Regions from separate parts of the Homo sapiens genome. Here region 2 is linked to region 1. Evidence: read pairs that join two places in POLR2A ChIA-PET (ENCODE). Cell type or tissue: MCF 10A. All regions are shown on one strand. Each heading gives the region's core, and the rest is flanking DNA. Links, peaks and the distances in the headings are about the cores only. Region 1 overlaps PDXK (pyridoxal kinase). Region 2 has its middle 8.4 kb from the start of TRAPPC10.

Region 1 (10,745 bases), core at 2,042-10,041:
GAATTGCAGCCTGAATGAATGTACAACTGGCTAAATGTGGCCGGCCTCTGCGCCCACACTCCAGGGGTGCACATGTCCCTGACGGGGTTTCTGGCACGGGCAGGATGACCTCTTTTGGGGGTACAGGGTGTGGTCTCAGCCAGGGGGCCCCCTCCATGGCCCGACCACAGCCCTGGCCAGGGCGCTGCCGACGCAGCCTTGCCCAGGAGTGTGTCGTGAGGCCTGGGTATGACACAGAGTCAGGGCGGAGGGGGTGTGTCGAGAGGCCAAGATGCTGGTGGGGTCAGTGGCAGCCAGAGACGTAGGCAGACAGAGCTCAGGGATGGTGAGGCCTGGCCCACTTTCTGGGTGGAGAGGCCACGGTCTCCATCAGAGACTAGGGTGCCAGCAGGGGAGGCAGCGTGGCCTGTGCCGTTTCCGTAGGGAAACCTGAGGCAGGGCCCAGGGCAGCACATTTTGTGGCTACAAGCCGGAGACGGGGGAAGAAGGCAAAGGACTCGCAACTCCCACTCAGGGAGGGATCAGCCGCCGTGTCCCGCCTCCAGGAAGGGTAGCACCGAGGCAGGGAGGGTCATGGGGCAGAGCACAGGGTGCCCTCACTCAGAACACTGAGGCACAGACTGTGCATGGGGGCCCCATCCCCCCAACAAGGGAAAGTGAAGACTGGACCCTCAGAGGCCACACAGTCAGGCCAGCCTCGGGGTCGCTGTGCTGCTCCTGAGAGTAACAAGGGCGTGAATAACTAGATGTCTGGACACATCTGTGTGTGTGTATGCTGTGTGTCCACGAGTGTGTGTGCCTGTGCATCCGTGTAGTGTGTGTGTTCGTGCATGTGTGCCTGTGCTTCCGCGTGTGCGTCCGCATGTATATGTGGGTGCGTTTGCGTGTGCGTGCATCTGCGTGTGTATGTGTGCGTCTGTGTGTGCATCCGCGTGTGTGTGCATCCCTGTGTGCGTGTGTGTGCGCCCGCATGTACGCATGTGTTTGCATGTGTGTGCCCGCAAGGTTCCCATGTCCAGACGCAGAGAGGGTGGTGAGGAGGCTACACACACAACTGCTTTCTCAGGGCCATGGGTGTGAACTTGGGGCCACTAGCCTTCTGCGTCACTTTCACACTGTTCAGAGAAAATCAGCCAGGTGGTGTCTGTGTAAACAATCAGCACAGCCAGGCGGACGCGTCCTTCCAGTGAGCTCAGGGACCCGGCCCGGCTCTGAGGGAGGCCTATGATGCTGGGTCCGTGGAAGCCAGTTCCAGCCAGGCCATTCATCGTGACCTGTGAGGTCTTGGGAATCCCACCCGACCTCCGAGAGCCTGTAAAAAGGGGGCGTCATCCCAGTGTTGCTGGCTCGGCTGCTGACACCTGAGCATGCCCAGTGCACACTGGGCGTGAGCCTGCTCGCACCCCCAGGCCCTCCCCTTTCACAGAAAAATTTCCCAAGCCTGTTCAGTCTGCTCTTCCTTGGTGGGGGTCACAGGAGCTCAGGAAATTCACCACTTGCTGGATAAGGCACAATTTTCACGTTATTGAACCCAAAACATTTTTTTTTGAGATGTAGTCTCACTCTGTCGCCCAGGCTGGAGTGCAGCGGCACGATATCAGCTCACTATAACCTCTGCCTCCGGGGTTCAAGCTATTCTCCTGCCTCAGCATCCCGAGTAGCTGGGATTATAGGCGTGCACCAACACACCCAGCTAATTTTTGTATGTTTAGTAGAGACAGGTTTTCGCCATGTTGGCCAGGCTGGTTTTGAACTCCTGGCCTCAAGTGATCCGCCTGTGTTGGCCTCCCAAAGTGCTGGGATTACAGGCGTGAGCCACTATGCCTGGTCCTCAGACCCTCGCTTTGAAGCAGCTGTTGTCTTGGTCTCCAGGGTGTCAGCGGTCCTCTGCCTGGAGCAGCTTCACTGCGATCGATCGATCTCGTGGTCACACGGCCTCACAAGGCCTTCTTCTTACGAGTACACCAGGCCCTGGATTTAGGGTCCTCACCTGGGGCGACTGCATTTTATGTAACTAATTACATCCACAAAGACCTCATTTCCAAACAAAGTCACATTCTTTTTTTTTTTTTTTTTTTCCAATTGAGATGGGGTCTCACTCTGTCACCCAGGCTGGAGTCCAGTGGTGCAATCTCGGCTCACTGCAGCCTCCGCCCATCCCCTGCCTCTCCCCCCCGGCCCCCGCCCAGGCTCAAATGAGCCTCCTACCTCAGCCTCCTGAGCAGCTAGGACTACAGGCACATGCTACCATGCCTGGCTACTTTTTTTTTTTATTTGAAATGGAATTTTCGCTCTTGTTGCCCAGGCTGGAGTGCAATGGCACGATCTTGGCTCACTGCAACCTCTGCCTCCCAGGTTCAAGTGATTCTCCTGCCTCAGCCTCCCTAGTAGCTGGGATTACAAGCATGTGCCACCACGCCAGGCTAATTTTTTGTATTTTTAGTAGAGACGGGGTTTCTCCATGTTGGTCAGGCTGGTCTTGAACTCCCGACCTCAGGTGATCCGCCCGCCTCGGCCTCCCAAAGTGCTGGGGTTACAGGGGTAAGCCACCACGCCCGGCATCATGCCTGGCTACTTTTTTCCATTTTCAGTGTAGACGGGGTTTCACCATGTTGCCCAGGCTGGTCTTGAACTCCTGAGCTCAAGCAATCCACCCACCTCGGCTTCCCAAAGTCCTGGGATTACAGGCATGAGCCACTGCACCTGGCCTAATAAAGTCACATTCTGAAGTGCAGGGTGGACGTGAGTTTTTGCAGGACATCAATGAATTTGGGGGGACACCTGTCCAGGCTTAGGGTGGACCTTTTTGCAGGACATCATTGAATTTGGGGGGGACACCTGTCCAGGCTCAGTGTCCTCAACAGTGCTGCCTTTATAATCACAGCCTGAACTGTACCCTTCAAATGGCTGAGTCATATGGAATGAATTGTAACTCAATAAAGCTGTTACCAGAAAAAACAGAAATAAGAGCCAGGAGTGGTGGCTCACGCCTGTAATTCCGGCACTTTGTGAGGCCGAGGAGGAAGGATCACTTGAGCCCAGGAGTTCGAGACCAGCCTGGGCAACATGGCAAGACCTCATCTCTACAAAAAAATTGTTTAATGAGCTGGACGTGGTGGTGTGCCTGTGGTCCAGCTACTCGGGAGCCTGAGGCGGGAGGATGGCTTGAGGCCAATTGCTTGGACAGAAGTTGCTGTGAGTTGAGATCACACCACTGCACTCCAGCCTGGGTGACAGAGTGAGAACCTGTCTGGAAAAAAAAAAAAAAATAGAAATAAGGAAAGAGAAGTCTGTCTCCCATCCCTTCCCCCAGCTCTTTGGCAGGGGCACGGGCTTGGTGGGAGCTGGCATGGATGGGGGCATGAGCAGGGCAGTGCGCAGGGGCCTGGGCCGGCCTCGTGGAGGTGACGGCTGTTTCAGGGCCAGCCTGAGTCCGCACCTTGTGAGGGAATCTCCTCAATGCAGTAATTTAGGCAGAATTCCAGCTGGGGTGAGGTGGCCTGTAATCCCAGAGGCCTCCGGAAAGTGCAGCCTACCGGATGCTGGCCAGGCCCGGCCTGTCCCCACAAGTGTCTTGGAAAGGCCCTACCAGGGTGGAGGACACGGGTGGCAGCAAACCCTGAAGGTCAGTCCATCCCAGCGAGTGTGTGACAGGTGTTCACTGGGGCCAAAGGAAGACCCCGAGCCCCAGGGAGGTGTCAACAACCACACTCTGCTGGTGGTGTCCCCAGAGAAGCCCCGGGAGCCTAACTGCCCATGAGGTTCCTTCTCTCCCTTCCCAGCCTCCCTCCATCTGCCGTCCCCACCCCCACGCCACTGGAGCCCAGCCCCTTTCCTAGGAACCCAGATTTGAAGCCCTAAGCCAGCATGGCCTCAAGGGCAGGTCCTGGACTTGAGGCCGGCCTTTCCCACCCATCGGGGGAAGAAGGCCCAGCCAGAGTCCTCACAATGGCTGAGGCTTCAGGGCCGAGCATGTTTGCTGCTGGATATTTGGCTCAGACCCTCGGAGGGGGAGATGACCAAGCCAGCACATGCCCCACCCCTGGACACGCCACAGCAGTTCCAGCTTGGAGGCTAACCCACCCTGTTGTTGTCTGATGAACCCCAGTTCTAGGAAGGCCTCTCAGATTTTCAGCTCATCTATTGTTCCTTGTGTAAAGGCAGGTACTTACCCTAAATCCTGCCCTTAGGGCAAATGACTGGGATGCTGTCTGCTTCAACTGTCCAGCACATCCCTTCTGAACCACACGCACCCCTCCCCTACGGTACATAAGCCCTAGGCTTGGGGGTGATGGGTGGGCCCCAGACACAGACATGGCTTCTGTTCCGAAGTCCCTATTAAATGTTTCTTTCTGAGAAACTGGATTGGGCAGCTTCTTCTTCTTCTTCTTTTTTTTTTTTTTTTTGAGATGGAGTCTTTGCTCTGTTTCCCAGACTGGAGTGCAGTGGTGCGAACTCGGCTCACTGCAACCTCCACCTCCGGGGCTCAAGCGATTCTCCTGCCTCAGCCTCCCGAACAGCTGGGATTACAGGCGCCCGCCACCATGCCCAGCTAACTTTTGTATTTTTAGTAGAGATGGGGTTTCACCATGTTGGCCAGGCTGGTCTTGAACTCCTGACCTCGTGATCCACCTGCCTCAGCCTCCCAAAGTGCTCGGATTACAGGGCTGAGCCACTGCACCTGGCCAAGGGCAGCTTCTTTCTTCGGCCTCTCTGCTTCCTTGAACTTCGGGATAGGTCTGCATAGGCCCCCACTGCTGCAGAACACACTCCATCCCTCGTCACCAGACGTGGTGGGCTGAATCATGGCCCTCAAAGAGGTCCACATCTTCATCCTCAGACCCTGTGAATTTGTGACCTTACCTGGCAAAAGGGACTTGCAGGTGGGATTAAATTCAGGTTCCTGAAATGAGAGATGACCCTAAATTATCTAGGTAGGTCCAAAGTCACACAGGGTCCTTCTAAGAGAAAGGGCGGAGGTCAGGGTCAGGGAGAGGTGGAAAGATGTGACACTACTGGCTTTGGTGATGGAAGGGGCCATAAGCAAGGGGATGCAGGCGCCCTCCAGATACTAAAAAAGGCAGGAAACGGATTCAGCCCCTCTAAGCCTCCAGGAGGAACCAGCCCTGCTGACTGTTTTTAGACTCTTCTGGCCCCTGCAACTGTAAGAGAACAAATGTGTTCCTTTAAGCCACTCAGCTTGTGGAAATTTGTCACAGTAGCCTCAGGACATTTTCATGCCAACCAGGATTAGGCCCGTAGGCCCAGAGTAGCCACTGCAGGGGACAGGAGCACTGCAGGCAGCAGTGTGCTAGACGCGGAGCAAATCCCATAAACGAGGCAGCAGACACCCTGCCCCGGCCGCCCCGTGCCCTCCCCTGTGTGCTCTGTGGTCTGGGGTCTGTGGCTCCTGGTGTTCTCCATGGGGAGGGGCGTCCAGAGGGGGTCCTCATTGGGGAGGGGCTGGTTCTGCAGCCCCTGGTTCCGCCTTCTCCTTGTTCTTGGCACACAGCAACCAGCCTGGCATTGCTGGAGATGGTCTGTGGGTTTATCGCACAGGTGCACATGAGTCAGGGAACACGAGATCTGCCCAGCCAGAGGCACTACAACGTCACCACCCAGGTGTGAAGGAGCCAGGTGGATCCCAGGAGGAGCAGACACCCTTGGCCAACACCCAGAGCTGGGCCTCAGAATTGCACAGGGAGGCCTCCTATCCCTGAGGGCTCTGCCCTGGGAAGTCCTGCAGGAAGCCCATGCCGGGGCACCCAGGCCAGCCCCCAAGGCAGAAAACAGAGTGCAGGATGGGAGGGGGCCTGGGCCCGGCAGGCAGGGGCAAGGCATGCTCTTTCCTCCAAAGGGGAGGTTTTTAGGGAGTCAGCTGCCACCATTTCCAGCAGCAATCCCTAGCGTGGCTGGCAGGGTACTGGGTGTTCAGCCAATCACAGGTAGGGAGCTCCTGGGATGGGAAGGAACCATCATGCCTCAACACGACCGCCATGAAAATATTTATTTGTGGATATCATACAAGTCAACAGGACCAGCACGAAACAGATGCAGCCTACACAGTGCTGTAGGACCGAGGCTCACAAACATCCACATGGCACAAGCAGGGCCGGCCACTCCAGGCAAACGAAGCCACCCCCGAACCTTGCAGAGGCCGCACTCCCTCAGCAGGGGGACCACGGAGGCGACAGGTGCTTTGATGCCTCCGAAGAGCTGAGCTCCATTCCACGGAGGGAGCGGGCTGCGCCGCCGTCCTCCCATTGGTCCAGTTTTGCAATCACTAGATGAAGCTCCGGTTAAAGTTCTAAATCAGGAATGACGCAGCCATGAAGTTAAAGGCATCCAGAAGGTCACCACACACCTGGCACCCTCCAAGGGCCCACGCGGAGCCAGCTGAGGACTCACGTCCATGCTCCAGAACGTCAGCACCTCTGCCTCCCATCACCAAGAAGGGGCTTCAGACACCTCATGGGGACCTATGACGGCTCGAGCTTGACACAGGTTCTCCCAGCTGCTCGACACGCTGTGGGATGTACTGGAAGGGTCTTCCAGGCCTGCTGAGGCCTCTTTTTGTCCCACCAGCCCTGCACCCACCCTCCTCCTGCCAGGGGCTGGGTCTTGGGTTAGAAAGTCACTCGAGGGCTTCAGAGCCGCTGACCCAGCTTGCAGCTCAAAATGAGGACAAAGGCGCTTCCATCCACCTTCACGGAGATGCTGGCTTCGCAGGCCGGTGGGCGAGGCGAGGTCCATAGTTTTACTTAGGACAGGTTTCCCAGGCAGTACCCAGGTCGTGTGGGGGATCCCCAAGCAGAAGCTTAGGACGGCATTCTCCCCTCTCTGTTCCCACCCACCTATCCGCCAGACACTGGGCTTGCCCTTGCTGTCCGTCCCAGCACTGACGGGCAGGACAGAGATGCATGGGGTGAGTGGCCCTGTGGCACTGGAAGGCATATCCCACCAGAAATGGGTTTCCTGTTGGACAAAGACCAGAAATGGCCCCGCAGTATACTGGTGGATGGGAAGAAAGGAGAGGCTGGCATTTGGGGGTGCTGTTCCCACCACAGCCTTGAAGCTGGGGCCCCCCATCAAAGCTTGTCCCAGGCAAGGGTCAGAGATGGAAGGGGACATCTCTTGCTCTGGGACAGGGTCCTGCTTGGCTCAGACAGTGGGAAAACTAAAAACACCTGTTTATTCTGCCAGAATCGAAAGAAAAATTCCAGGAAGAACTTCTTACTAATATACATTTTTAAGATATTGACCAGTCATCTAAACTTACTCATTAAACTGTTTTAAACAAATGAACACACCGTGTTGCAATGAAAGGCAGGAACGTGGTTTTAGACGCCGATTGAAAACCAGTGTCTTTGTGCACTGAGAACAGGAAACATTCTGCTCTGAGAACAAACTGCAGAGTCGACAGGAGACACACATGCGACAGAAAGCCCCCAGCAGGAGAGACCGTGCACCCTGGTGGGTGATGGGATGCCCGGGCAGTGGCTTGGACACAGCTGTCACGCCACGATGCCTGCTGGGTCCTGCAGGGACAGGGGACACAGGCCACACACAGAGCCCAGCCACGCACTGTGGAGCGTGGCACAGGCCACACAAACTGGCTCCTACCACCTAACAGAGACGAGTCGCACACTGAAAAAAGTCCCCTAGAAGGATGGCTCACGTCCATCCTACCGGGGGGGATGGACGCAGGGACCTGGCCCTGGCTCTGGTCTGGCGGCAACCCCTGCTGGCAGAGGCAGGAGGTGTGCGGCTGGAGTCAGAAACTGAGGTGCTGTCTATAAAAATTCCAAGATTCCGCCGGGTGCACTGGCTCATGCCTGTAATCCCAGCACTCTGGGAGGCCGAGGCGGGCAGATCACTTGAGGTCAGGAGTTTGAGACCAGCTTGGCCAACATGGTGAAACCCCATCTCTACTAAAAATACAAAAATCAGCTGAGCGTGGTGGCGCATGCCTGTAATCCCAGCTACTTGGGAGGCTGGGGCAGGAGAACCACTTGAACCCAGGAAGCGGAGTTTGCAGTGAGCCGAGATCACACCACTGCACGCCAGCCTGGGTGTCAGAGCGAGACTTCACCTCAAAAAAAAAAAAACAAAAAAAAACAAAAAATCCAAGATTCCCACCTCCTTCCACCTGCAGATGGCCAGCACCTGCACCTGCCAGGCAGGAACACACGACAGGCCCAGCTCTGCCCAGGGCTACAGGGCCATACAGGCTCAGGTATCCTCCCCTGTGCTGGGAGTCCGGAGTGGGGACGGTGTCCACCCAGACCCGCCAGGCCACGCTCCAGGCTTCCCTGGCTTAGGGCTGACAAGACTTCCGGGCAGTGGACTTGGCCTCCCACAGCCACCCTCCCCAGGGCCTGGGGTCCTTCTGGGAGCCCCCTCGGCCCTGGTGATCAGCATCCATCTGAGTGCTCGGTGGACGGACACGGGAGCCGCCTCTCCAGCGAGTCTCAGCGGAAGCCGCTGGCCTGGCAGTGAGAGGCGGCGTGGAAGGAAAAGGCTCAGCAGGCACATCCCTCCGGCGGGCAGAGTGGCATCGGGGGGCCACACAGCTCTCACCTGGACTCAGAAAGCCAGGTCCAAAGTTCTCGTTTCCCTGTCTGCACATAACCTGCTCTGCTCACTCACAAACTCCAGTTCCCCTGCTCTGGGCCCAGGCAGGCGATCCACAGGGAGGGGTGTGTGAAGGAGGCCCATGAGACCAGGCAGGCGGCAGGGGAGAGAGGGAGAGACTCCTGGCTACCCGGGCAGCAGAGTACAGTCCAGCCACACAGTGGGGACACCTCTGATCTCCATAAACATGGACACTGCTGCCCCGACACAGGTGGCCCCATCGGAGGGCAGGAAGGACAAGGAAAAGAGCTCCAGCTGCCAGAACACTCTCAACCTCCTCTCTTTGCATAGTTAAACTAAAGAGAGAATGAGGCTGGAGCCAGGGAAGGTGGACGGGCAGAGTGGGGAGCTGCTCGGGGCCCCGCAATCTGAGGGCCATCTATACCACCTTCCCTGGCCAGTGCCCTCCCAGGGCCTTGCACCGTGCACCTACTGTGGGCTCTGCCTTCTCTGACACCAGGCACGAGAGGCCTGAGCTCAACCACATAGCTTTTATTGTTTTACCTCGGGTAGCGGTGGGGACTGTTACCCCAGGGGCTTTGGCCTCTTACCTGGTGCAGGCAACTCTCTTGCCTGGTGATCTCAAGATGGAGACATCCCTCACTTACTCATCAGCGTGGCTAAGCCAAGCCAGCCTCCGTTCACGGTAAGACCAAACGTTTCAAAACTGGCTCTAACGAGCTTAAGAACAGGACATTAAACAAAGCATCATGCTGCAACTGTTTACATGTATTGGAAAAATAACAGATGCACATAATAACCTTGGCAGGACTAGGCAACAATTTAAAATCGATTTTAAAAAGGATCCTATTGTGGAATTCATCCTTACGGTCTACAGGGAGAAGTTTGAAAAACTGGATTAAGAAAGTATTAAACTTCTGTACCCTGACAATAAGCAGGCGATGTTGGACCAGTATAGCTGTCACCTTAAAATAAATTCTTCTCATTATTTTGCATGTTATTAACTATGGAAAGTGAAAACAAAGATCAATTCTAATCTGGATCCAAGCCATAGGGAAACCCACTGCCAATGCCCAAGGTTACCTTCCTGGATGAGAAACTGAAACTGAAGGCCACCAGGGGCCTCTGCCGAAGTCAGGAGAGACGAACATGCCCGGGTGGAAACGGGCCGTGGACAGGGCAGGCTCCAGCTGCTCCGTGGTTTGACAGCAGGCAGTCTGGGGAGGGGATGCCGGACTCTGCCCGTAGAGGCTGACAATTTCCACAAAAGCCCTGCACCCACAAAGGCACCATCTGCTCTCAGAAACCCCCGATTTCTTTCTCCTTAGTCGCAGCCCAGGCCTCTCCTGGTTCGGCTGATACAGCCAAAGAAAACAGAAGAGAAGTTTCAGATTGCGCCAGAGAGCTCAGGATTTACGGGAGGCGCCTGCAGGGACAGCCATTCTCCTAATTCTTGCTTAATACAGGGAAGTCCAAGAACTAAAGCTGATGTGGGGACTCAGCCTCTGAAACGAGCTCAAAGAACCAAGAATCAAAGCTTGCTCGCCAGGGCACACCGCCCGTAACACCCACTGCAGGGGCAGAAGGAGTCCCACACCTGACACTGCGTTCTCATGCTGGGTTTTTCACCAGCTCACAGGACAGAGAGACATTTAGGTTCTTTCCCCCATGCTATACGTGCTCTTGGTGTTTAAAAAAAAAAAAAAAAGAAAAAGAAAAGCTTTCCTGGTGGCTGGCAATGTGGCACACGCCCCAGTCTCCACTTGGCAGTGAGGGTATTTCCAGTTAAACGCCCTACAGAGGGCCAGGTGGTTCTGGCAGATCCCTGCACTCACATACTGGGGAGGCCGCCTCCCCGCCAGGCTCCGGACACAGCCATCCTCCTTCCTGCTGGTGTGGCGGCGCCCTGTAGGGACCAGTGGCTCTGGGCTGCAACGGGCCTGCCACCCGTGTCCTCGGAGCCAGGAAACATGGCTGCGAAACCCGTGTCTGACTCACTGGCTGAGGTGGGGGAGCCAGGCGCCCTGATGCACGCTCGTGAAGACATTCAGAACGAACAGAGTGGGAGAGTGGGGGAGGGGGTGGGGGTTCCATATAAACCTGCATCTTTTCGCTTCAGGGCATTTTTCAACAAAGAACGCACTCCTGGC
Region 2 (9,361 bases), core at 1,362-9,361, 240 kb before region 1:
GATCTTGAAGGCAGATGGATAGAAATTATTTAATCTGAAGAAGAGAAAAAAGTTGAAGAAAAGTGGAGAGAACCTCAGAGACCTATGGGACAGTATGAAATGGCCAAAAGCATGTGTGATCGGAGCTCCAGAAGGAGAGTATGAGTCTAGGAAGGAAACATTTTTGCAAAATGATGGCTCCAAATCCAAACACGTGGTGAAAAATACTGATTTACAGATCAAGAAATTCAGCAAAACCTGAAGAGAACACATACAAAGAAAATTACATGCAGGCATATCATACTCAAACTGGTGAAATAGATCAAGAGAAAAAAAATGTTTTGGTGGGGGGACAGGGTCTTGCTCTGTCGCCCAGGCTGGCGTGCAGGGGCACAGTCACGGCTCACTGTAGCCTCAGTCTTCTGGCTTCAAGCCATCCTCCCACTACAGCCTCCCAAGTAGCTGGGACCACAGGCACGTACCACCATGCCAGCTAATTTTTTAATTTTTTGTAGAGACGGCAGGGGGTCTTCCCCAGGCTGGCCTTGAACTCCTGACCTTAGGTGATCTGCCCACCTTGGCCTCCCAAAGTGCTGGGTTACAGGCATAAGCCACTGCACCCGGCCCTTCTCATAATTTCTTTAAGAGACCACTGACTGTTTAAAACAAACAATAGCTTGTGATACTTCTACAGTGTGTGTAGAAGTAAAAGGTAAGGACAGTGTGAAGGATGGATGGTGAGAGGTAACCCACTGATAAGCTCCTCACACTGTGAAGTGTGGAACTCCAGGTGTGAGGTGCAAGATGCAAAGGGTTATGTATGAAGAGGGAAGACTGAAGTGATACAATATTGACCCTACATTAAATTTGATATGTGAGGCATACGTAGTCTGTGCCCAGGAGAAAAAGCACTAGGGAAAAAATGAACAAAAGGGGTTTGGCTAAGAAGCCAATAAAGAAAAGAGAAATAATAGAAAATATCTGACTAATCCAAAAGAAGTCAGGGAAAGAACAACAGGAGAAAGACAGAAAGGACCAGTTATGTCAGGAAAAGACACTCAGCGCTCATTAGACATCAGGGAAATGCAAGTTAAAATGAAAATGAGATGCCACTTCACATGTACTCAAATCGATAAAATTTAAATTTATAATTAAAAACCCTGACGAGGCCAGGCACGGTGGCTCATGCCTGTAATCCCAGTGCTTTGGGAGGCTGAGGTGGGCCTCAGGAGTCAGGAGTCCGAGACCAGCCTGGCCAACATGGTAAAACCCCGTCTCTACTAAAAATACAAAAAATTAGCCAGGCGTGGTGGCGTGCACCTGTAATCCCAGCTACTTGGGAGGCTGAAGCAGGAGAATCGCTTGAACCCGGGAGGCGGAGGTTGCAGTGAGCCGAGATTGCACCACTGCGCTCCAGCCTGGGGAACAGAGCTAGACTCTGTCTCAAAAAACAAAAAATAAGTAAATAAAAAATAAAAACCCGACAATACCAAGTGTAGACTCCAAGCCGAGGAATATCTATGTCTTTGTACTGTTCTCACAGAGAACTGAGTCCAGCTGCTCTGAGAAGACAGACACTAGCCATTCCCCTTCCCGAAGACGTGGACACAGCGTTGTGCGGCTGGATGGGCTCCCACGTTAGGGAGTGTTCTTTCTGGAGGAAGGGAGGCAAAGGCAGAATCCCCTCCTCCAATCCCACCGGCTCTGGTCCAGGCAGCCTTTGGTGCGTGGGCAGTAAGTGGACTGCAAGCCTATTTTCCCTCTGAGCAGACCTATAAGAGATTTTTTTTTTCCACTTGGGAATTTAGAAAATGCTTGAATTCAGCACAAACACTGGTTTGGCACTTTCTTTTAATGAATCATGGTGAAATGATGCTAGTCCTGTCAATCGATGTTCATTCTTTTTTTTTTTTTTTTAGTACCTTTTTTCATGAGGCAGCATTTGGGGTGTTTTTTATTTTGTTTTATTGTTTTTGAAAAGTTGCTGGAACTTGAACTCAAATGGTTTTTCCTGGTAACCCATTACATCGTCTCCAGGCTGCAAAGAGCCTGTTAAATTATGTATTGGGACATTGTGTCTGCCTTATCTAACCAGAGGGACTGCTCGGGCCCTCTGCACAGAGGGCAAAAGGAAGGGCCAGTCAGTGAATGTTCACAGCAAGCTGCCCAGAACCGGACACAATCCAGACATCCCTCAGCCTCTGAATCATCAAACAGTGTGGCCCATCCACACCCAGAATACTACTCAGCAGCAGAAAGGAACAAACCATCCCCACAAAGGCCTGGAGGAACTTCCAGAGAATAATGCTGAGTAAAAACCTTCCAGGTCAGGTGCGGGGGCTGTGCCTGGAATCCCAGCACTGTGGGAGGCTCAGGCAGGAGGATCGTTTGAACTCGGGAGTTCAAGAACAGCCTGAGCAACATAGGGAGACCCTCGTCCCTACAAAAAATACAAAACCTAGCTGGGCCTGGTGGCATGTGCCTGTAGTCCCAACTACTTGGGAGGCTGAGGTGGGAGGATTGTTTGAGCCAGGTCGGCCGAGGTTGCAGTGAGCTGTGATTGGGCCACTGCACTCCAGCCTGGGCAACAGAGAGAGACCTTGTCTCAGAAACAAAACACAAAGCCCCTTCAGCCCCAAAAGGTGACACGCCGTGCAGTTGCTTTTATCCAACATCTTGAAATAACAAAATTATAGAAATGGAGAACAGACAAGTGTTTGCCAGGGGCCACAGGGGTGTGGGGTAAGGAGGGAGGAGGGTGTGGCTAGAAGAGGGCAACAGAGTGGCTCCTGCGGAAACAGAATGTTCTGGATCTGGACTGTGTCCACGTCAATACCTGGCTGTGACACTGTGATCCAATGTTACGAAACGTCACCACTGGGGAAACTCAGGAAAGGTGCACAAGACCTCCCTGGATTACTTCTTATACCACACGTCAACCCATTGTCATCTCAAAATTGTTCTTTTTTGAGACGCCGTCTCACTCTGCTGTCCAGGCTGGAGTGCAGTAGCATGATCTCGGCTCACTGCAACCTCCGCCTCCTGGGTTCAAGCGATTCTCCTGCCTCACCCTCCTGAGTAGCTGGGATTACAGGCACCCACCACCATGCCCAGATAATTTTTTGTATTTTTAGTAGAGATGGGGTTTCACCATGTTGGCCAGGCTAGTCTTGAACTCCTGACCTCAGGTGATCTGCCCACCTCAGCCTCCCAAAGTGCAGAGATTACAGGCACGAGCCACCGCGCCCAGCCTCACATTTTTAATAGAAAGCCAGGTAACTTTAAAGTAATCACGTGAGTTTTCACACTGTGTGTGGCTTTCAGTGTTTCACCGCGCGCTTCCTCCTCTTGGGCTCACCAGGCGTTCTAGAAGCCGCTCCGGGTGCAGGGAAAGCCAGTCCTGAGTCCGGTGCAGTTTATGGTTTTTGGTTTTTTTTGAGACGGGATCTCACTGTTGCCCAGGCTGAACTATGGTGGTGTGATCTATGCTCACTGCAACCTCCGCTTCCTGGGTTCAAGAGATTCTCCTACCTCATCCTCCTGAGTAGCTGGGATTACAGGCACAGCCACCACACTCAGCTAATTTTTGTATTTTTTTGTAGAGATGGGGTCTCACCATGTTGCCCAGGCTGGTCTTGAACTCTGAGCTCAAGCAGTCCTCCCACCTCAGCCCAAAGTGCTGGAATGACAGGTGTGAGCCCAACCTTGGTGCAGATATTTTTTGATGCGCATTTTCATCCGTCCATTTAACCAATCCCTCCATAAATAATATCCCAGGTGAGCAAATAGTCCAAAAAAGGGAAGATACTGCCTCCTGGGGCTCGGTGGGAGATTCTCTAAGGTGTCACCTTTGTTTGTTTGTTTTTGAGATGGAGTCTCTGTCGCCCAGGCTGGAGTGCAGTGGCATGATCTCTGCTCACTGCAACCTCCGCCTCCCGGGTTCAAGTGATTCTCCTGCCTCAGCCTCCCAAGTAGTTGGGATTACAGGCATGCACCGCCACACCCAGCTAATTTTTGTATTTTCAGCAGATGGAGTCCCCATGTTGGCCAGGCTGATCTCGAACTCCTGGCCTGAAGTGATCTGCCTGCCTCGGCCTTTCAAAGTGCTGGGATTACAGGCGTGAGCCACTGCGCCTGGCCAGGTGTTGGTTTTTTAAAAAGCAGTTCCAACCTTTCGTCCTTTGAGCCAGCAATTCCACTTCTAGAGCTCTTTGAGGAAGCAAAATCTCTCCCAAACCTTTATGGGTAAAAACACATGTTGCAGCATTGCTTTGCGGGAGCAAACAACTGGAAACAACCTGCACGTCAACAACTGTTAGCTGGGACCAGAGGCGCAGCCTGTGTCACATGAACCATGCTTTGTCCATTTGATGAACTATTGTGTCACTGTCAAAATGGTGTTTAGAACAGGCTTGTGAATGTTTGTGGAATTACTTGTTGAGCACGATGTTTGCTACGTGGGTGACGGGTGCACTAGATGCCAGAGCTCACCAGTATACAATATATCCACATAACAGAGCTGCACTTGGACCCTCTCCATCTATAAACACTTTTTAGAGGGGCTTATGATAATCTGGGAAATACTTAAAACGTCAGTTTATAAAAATCTTGAAAGTGAAGGCCAGGCACGGTGGCTCACACCTGTAGTCCCAGCACTTTGGGAGTCCAAGGTGGGAGAATCACTTGAGCCCAGGAGTTTGAGACCAGCCTGGGCCACATAGCAAGACCCTGTCTCTACAAAAAATACAAAAATTAGCCGGGTGTGGTGGCTGCATCTGTGTTCCCAGCTACTCGGGAGGCTGAGGTGGGAGGATCCTGAGCCTGGGAGGTGGAGGCTGCAGTGAGCCTAGACTGCACTACTGAACTCCAGCCTGGGCAACAGAGCAAGACCCTGTCTCAAAAAAAGAAAAGTGATGTGATATAATAACAACTACATAAAAGCAAAAAACTCCACCCCACTATCATTACAAAAGAGATTGGAAGGAAATTCATCAAAACAGTATCAGTGACTATGATTGGGTCACAGACTCTGCAGTTTCTTCCCCCTTTTACCCACATATCTGCATTTTCCATCTTTTTTTTTTTTTTTTGAGACACAGTTGCTCTGTCACTCACTCTGGAGTGTGGTGGTACATTCATAGCTCACTGCAGCCTCCATCTCCTTGGTTCAAGTGATCCTCCCACCTTGGCCTCCCAAAGTGCTGGGATAACAGGCGCATGCCACCACACCCAGCCCACGCAGTCCATAGGGAGCTTCCCTGTTTGTAAAAAGTGGAGCCACACTGTGGTTAAGCAGCAGATCCTGGAGCAGGGCCACATGGATTCTCAATTACTCTTCATGTCTCCTGCATCTGTTGTCTCATCTGAAAACAGGGATTATGATAGAATTTCCCCCCTTTAAAACATGTATTCTATGCAGTCAACACACCTGGATTTATTTATTTTTTTATGTTATATATATATTTTTTTTTTTGAGACAGAGTCTGGCTCTGTTGCCCAGGCTGGAGTGCAGTGGTGCAATCTCAGCTCACTGCAACCTCCGCCTCCCAGGTTCAAGCAATTCCCCTGCCTCAGCCTCCCGAGGAGCTGGGATTACAGGCACACGCCATCACGCCCAGCTAATTTTTGTATTTTTAGTAGAGACGGGGTTTCACCATGTTGCCCGGGCTGATCTCGAACTCCTGATCTCAGGTGATCCACCTGCCTGGGCCTCCCAAAATGCTGAGATTATAGGCGTGAGCCACCGATGCCTGGCCTTGAATTATTTTAATGCCTACAAAAAGCCTGGGAGGAGGTATCCTAGCTCCATGTCGCAGAGGAGAGACAGACAGAGGCCCAGGGCTCGCCCCATGGCAGCTCAGAGATCAGGCCCACTGGGGCTTGGCCGCGCCCGGAACACAGTTGCCAGGACTGCAGCCATCACCCCATTTCGTACAAGAGGCAATGGCAGGTCCCCTGGCACAGCAAGGGTATGCCCGGCCTTTAGCCTGGCGCCTCTCCTCTTGCTGAGTCTCAATCTTGTGCATGGCACACTGTCAACTGCTGCTGTCACTGTGTGGTGTCTTCAGAAAGAACCTGCTCCCACCTGAGCTTGTGCAGAAACAATACGCTCTTCCCAGGTTTTAGGCTGTATAGTGTGATGTAAATAAGTAGCGCTGATGGAATCAAGCCTGGCGCTGTGGACGGCTGCTCCAAACACTATGCCCCATGCTATTTTTTTTTTTTTTTTTTTTTGAGACGGAGTCTCACTCTGTCGCCTAGGCTGGAGTGCAATGGCGCAATCTCGGCTCACTGCAAGCTCCACCTCTCCCGGGTTCACGCCATTCTCCTGCCTCAGCCTCCCGAGTAGCTGGGACTACAGGTGCCCGCCACCACGCCCGGCTAATTTTTTTTATTTTTATTTTTTTTAGTAGAGACGGGGTTTCACCGTGTTAGCCAGGATGGTCTCAATCTCCTGACCTCGTGATCTGCCCGCCTCAGCCTCCCAAAGTGCTGGGATTACAGGCGTGAGCCACCGTGCCTGGCCCGTGCTCCTATTTTGAACTCAGTTGGGTCTTTCTTGGCTTCCTGACAGTCTGGATTCTCGTGCTCCCTCTCCAAGCAGAGGTCACTCCCCAAGAGGCCTGTCTGTGCCTTGGCCTCATGTCCCCCGCTTGTGTCCCTGCGCGGTGGGGTTCGGGACTGGGGCAGGAGCAGCCACCCTGCTGGAGGCCCTCATCTGTGCCCCACCTTTTCCTTGCTGTTCTCAGGGACCAGGGAGCCGCCCACTGCCCAGATGGCAGAAGCCGGCTGTGGCCTGGCTCAGACATAGGAGCAGCACCAATGCCTTTCACGCCAACCCCTGGCACACCTAACAGCGGGTGATATAACATCCCCCTTGCACAGAAGAAGGTGGCAAGAGGGAAGAGCTGGTTGAGGGCTGAGCTGCCAGTAAGCCAACCTCCAAAACATCACTCGAATAGCCTGGAGGGTGGTGTCAGCTAGCCCAGTTTCTACATCTCTTCCTACGTAAATGGTACAATGCGAAAACTGTCCAGTCACGGTGGCCTGAGTGGTGACAAGAGAACAGTCCTCCCTGGTGCACTCAGACCCTAACAGACGCATTGGGTGCCCCAGGCCACATGCCTTCAGCTCACTCTGATTTCAGGTGCAGCTGGGTGGCACCAGACAGTTAGGGTCCCTCCTCTGAGACTAGTTGGGGGCCCCACTTTTCTGCCGCAGGCCTAGAACCTTCTCCATGGGCTCAGAAACAGGCTCAGCCAGGAAGCGTTGGAAAATGGACACCAGCAGGCCCTGTCTCCACGATGGCCGCCCTGGGGTAGGTGGGTGGTCATGCAAACCTCCCTCTGCTCAGAGGTACTTTGTTCACAGCCCTGGCCAGGTCGAACTATGATGGGAACTAGCTCAGTGACAGTCCCTGTCTTACCCCCATCCTCTACACCCCACCATCCCCACTCCCTTCCCCCTCTCTCTGGGCCCACCTCAAATAAACCACCTGTACCCCAGTCCATGCACACTCTGCCTCGAAGGCAGATGGCTCTGTGATGGACGCATCTCTCCTGCTCCCCTGTCGTCCAGCCCCCAGCCCTGAGAGGGGCCCGATGGCTGCCGGAATTCTAGGAGAGATGCACCCACGGCCTGGTACTGAAATCAAGAGTTCATCTCATTACCTAAACGTTACATGTTTAATACACTGGCTGGGAACTTGGCTGACTCAGAAAATTGCAAGTAATAAGTGTTCTGTTTTGAACATGAAGAGTACTTAATTGTTATTAATATAAAACCAGCTCCTCCCTGCATCCTTTAAATAAATGTGGAAACAAGTCTGAGGACGAGGGTCTGCAGGGGGCCTTGTGGCCTCAGCCCAGCTTTTTTGGGAACCAAAGGCCTCCTCCAGGCAGTCTTCCAACTGTCCCTGGCAGGATGGGCTGTGAGCTGCAGACCTAAGGCGGCTGACTGCTGTGGGGTGAGGCTGCGTGGTGTCCGTGGGAGGCTTGCCAAGGCCCATCTGTCCCGTCCTGGCCCAGGCTGGTGCAGGGACAGCAGTGGGTTTTCTGATCAAAGGGACTTGCTTTTTTCCACGTGGCTCTTGCCACTGCCTGGCCCCAAGGGAGGCTCCCCCTGGCCCAGCTCCCACCTCTGTCCCAGGCTTAGTCCCGGCCCCACTCCCCTCCTCCCTTTGCAGAGATCACTACAGAGGTTTGCACAGACACATTCAACCAGAGACAGTGGCGGGGGGCAATCCCCAGAATGCAGGGGAAAGGAAGAGGTGCTGACCTCCTGGCAACTTCAGCCAGAGCATCTTGGCCCTTTTCAGGCATGGGAGAAAGAGGCAGGTCTTTATTTAAGATGCATTCTCATGTCAGGAGAGGGAGAGGCCAACACCTGCTAGTGATAGGAGGGTTTTCCCTCTCTTAGTCCAACCCAGCATGAGCAGAAATAGTAAACCCTTCTGAGACACCAACAGCATCAGCAATAAGGTGGATGAGGGACACGTTCCTGACCCAGCAATGGGGGTGCGGCACCACATGGCAGTGGAACATTTCTAAACACTGACATACACTAAGCTGCCAAGGAAGCTTCCAGAGAGCCACCCAGCCAAGCATGTCCATTTTTTGAAAAGAAAGAATAAGGCCAGGTGCAGTGTTCACGCCTGTAGTCTCAGCACTTCGGGAGGCTGAGACAGGAGGATCATTTGGGGCCAGGAGTTTGAGACCAGCCTGGGCAACATAGAGAGACCCCCATGTCTACCAAAAAATAAGTTAGCCAGGTGTGGTGGTACACATCTGTAATCCCAGCCACTGGGGAGGCTGAGATGGGAGGATTGCTTGAGCCCAACAAGTTGAGGCTGCAGTGAGCAAAGGTTGACCACTGCACTTCAGCCTGGGCAACAGAATGAGACCCTGTCTCAGAAAAAAAAAAAAAAGGAATTACTGGAAACATACACTAATACAAATATGTATCTACAAGCAGGGGTAAGACTTACGATACTTGCTGGCCAATATAGCACAGGAATTGACCAATTGAAACAGACTGACAGCCACTCACAGTAGGTATCATGGGCACCGCACCAGCCAAGCTCCAGCCTGTGGAGGACACAGGCAGACAGGGCTGGGGAGACGGAGGCCTCTCCTTTGCACTGGGCTGGATAACTGCAATGTCTGAACGATGGGAGTGTATTCACTACTCCGAAAAAGGACAGTGTCTCCAATCAGTGGTGCCAGGAAACCTGGATATCCACATGCAGAATGAAATTGGACGCTTATCTCATACCATGTACAAAATTCAACTCAAAATGGATTAAAGACTTAACACAAAACCCGAACATGTGAAGCCACTAGAAGAAAACGTAGGGAAAGGCTCCATGACAATGATCTGGGCA

What was found. ChIA-PET counts read pairs that join two places held together with the same protein. Peaks named below come from ENCODE experiments on the same cell type or tissue, not always from the same donor. Only the 100,000 strongest peaks of a DNase experiment are listed, where the experiment ranks them.
Region 2: POLR2A ChIA-PET joins it to region 1 with 5 read pairs; 4 of 35 experiments call an interaction of 5 or more read pairs at or near these places.

The regions. Positions count from the first base shown.
Region 1 is chr21:43,757,545-43,768,289 of GRCh38, reverse strand. It overlaps PDXK (pyridoxal kinase), which reads right to left. Exons shown (of 11, transcript NM_003681.5): 11 at 5,991-10,745. Among named protein-coding and RNA genes, the nearest start is that of CSTB, 13 kb to the left of the region's middle. RefSeq lists enhancers at 1-247, 1-310, 925-1,538, 2,851-3,596, 3,597-4,342 and a cis regulatory region at 1-467. In MCF 10A, for the core only: no CTCF peak of the experiment used is centred there; DNase peaks (open chromatin) are centred at 3,479, 4,179, 5,629 and 10,019.
Region 2 is chr21:43,999,209-44,008,569 of GRCh38, reverse strand. No RefSeq gene overlaps it. Among named protein-coding and RNA genes, the nearest start is that of TRAPPC10, 8.4 kb to the left of the region's middle. In MCF 10A, for the core only: no CTCF peak of the experiment used is centred there; a DNase peak (open chromatin) is centred at 2,199.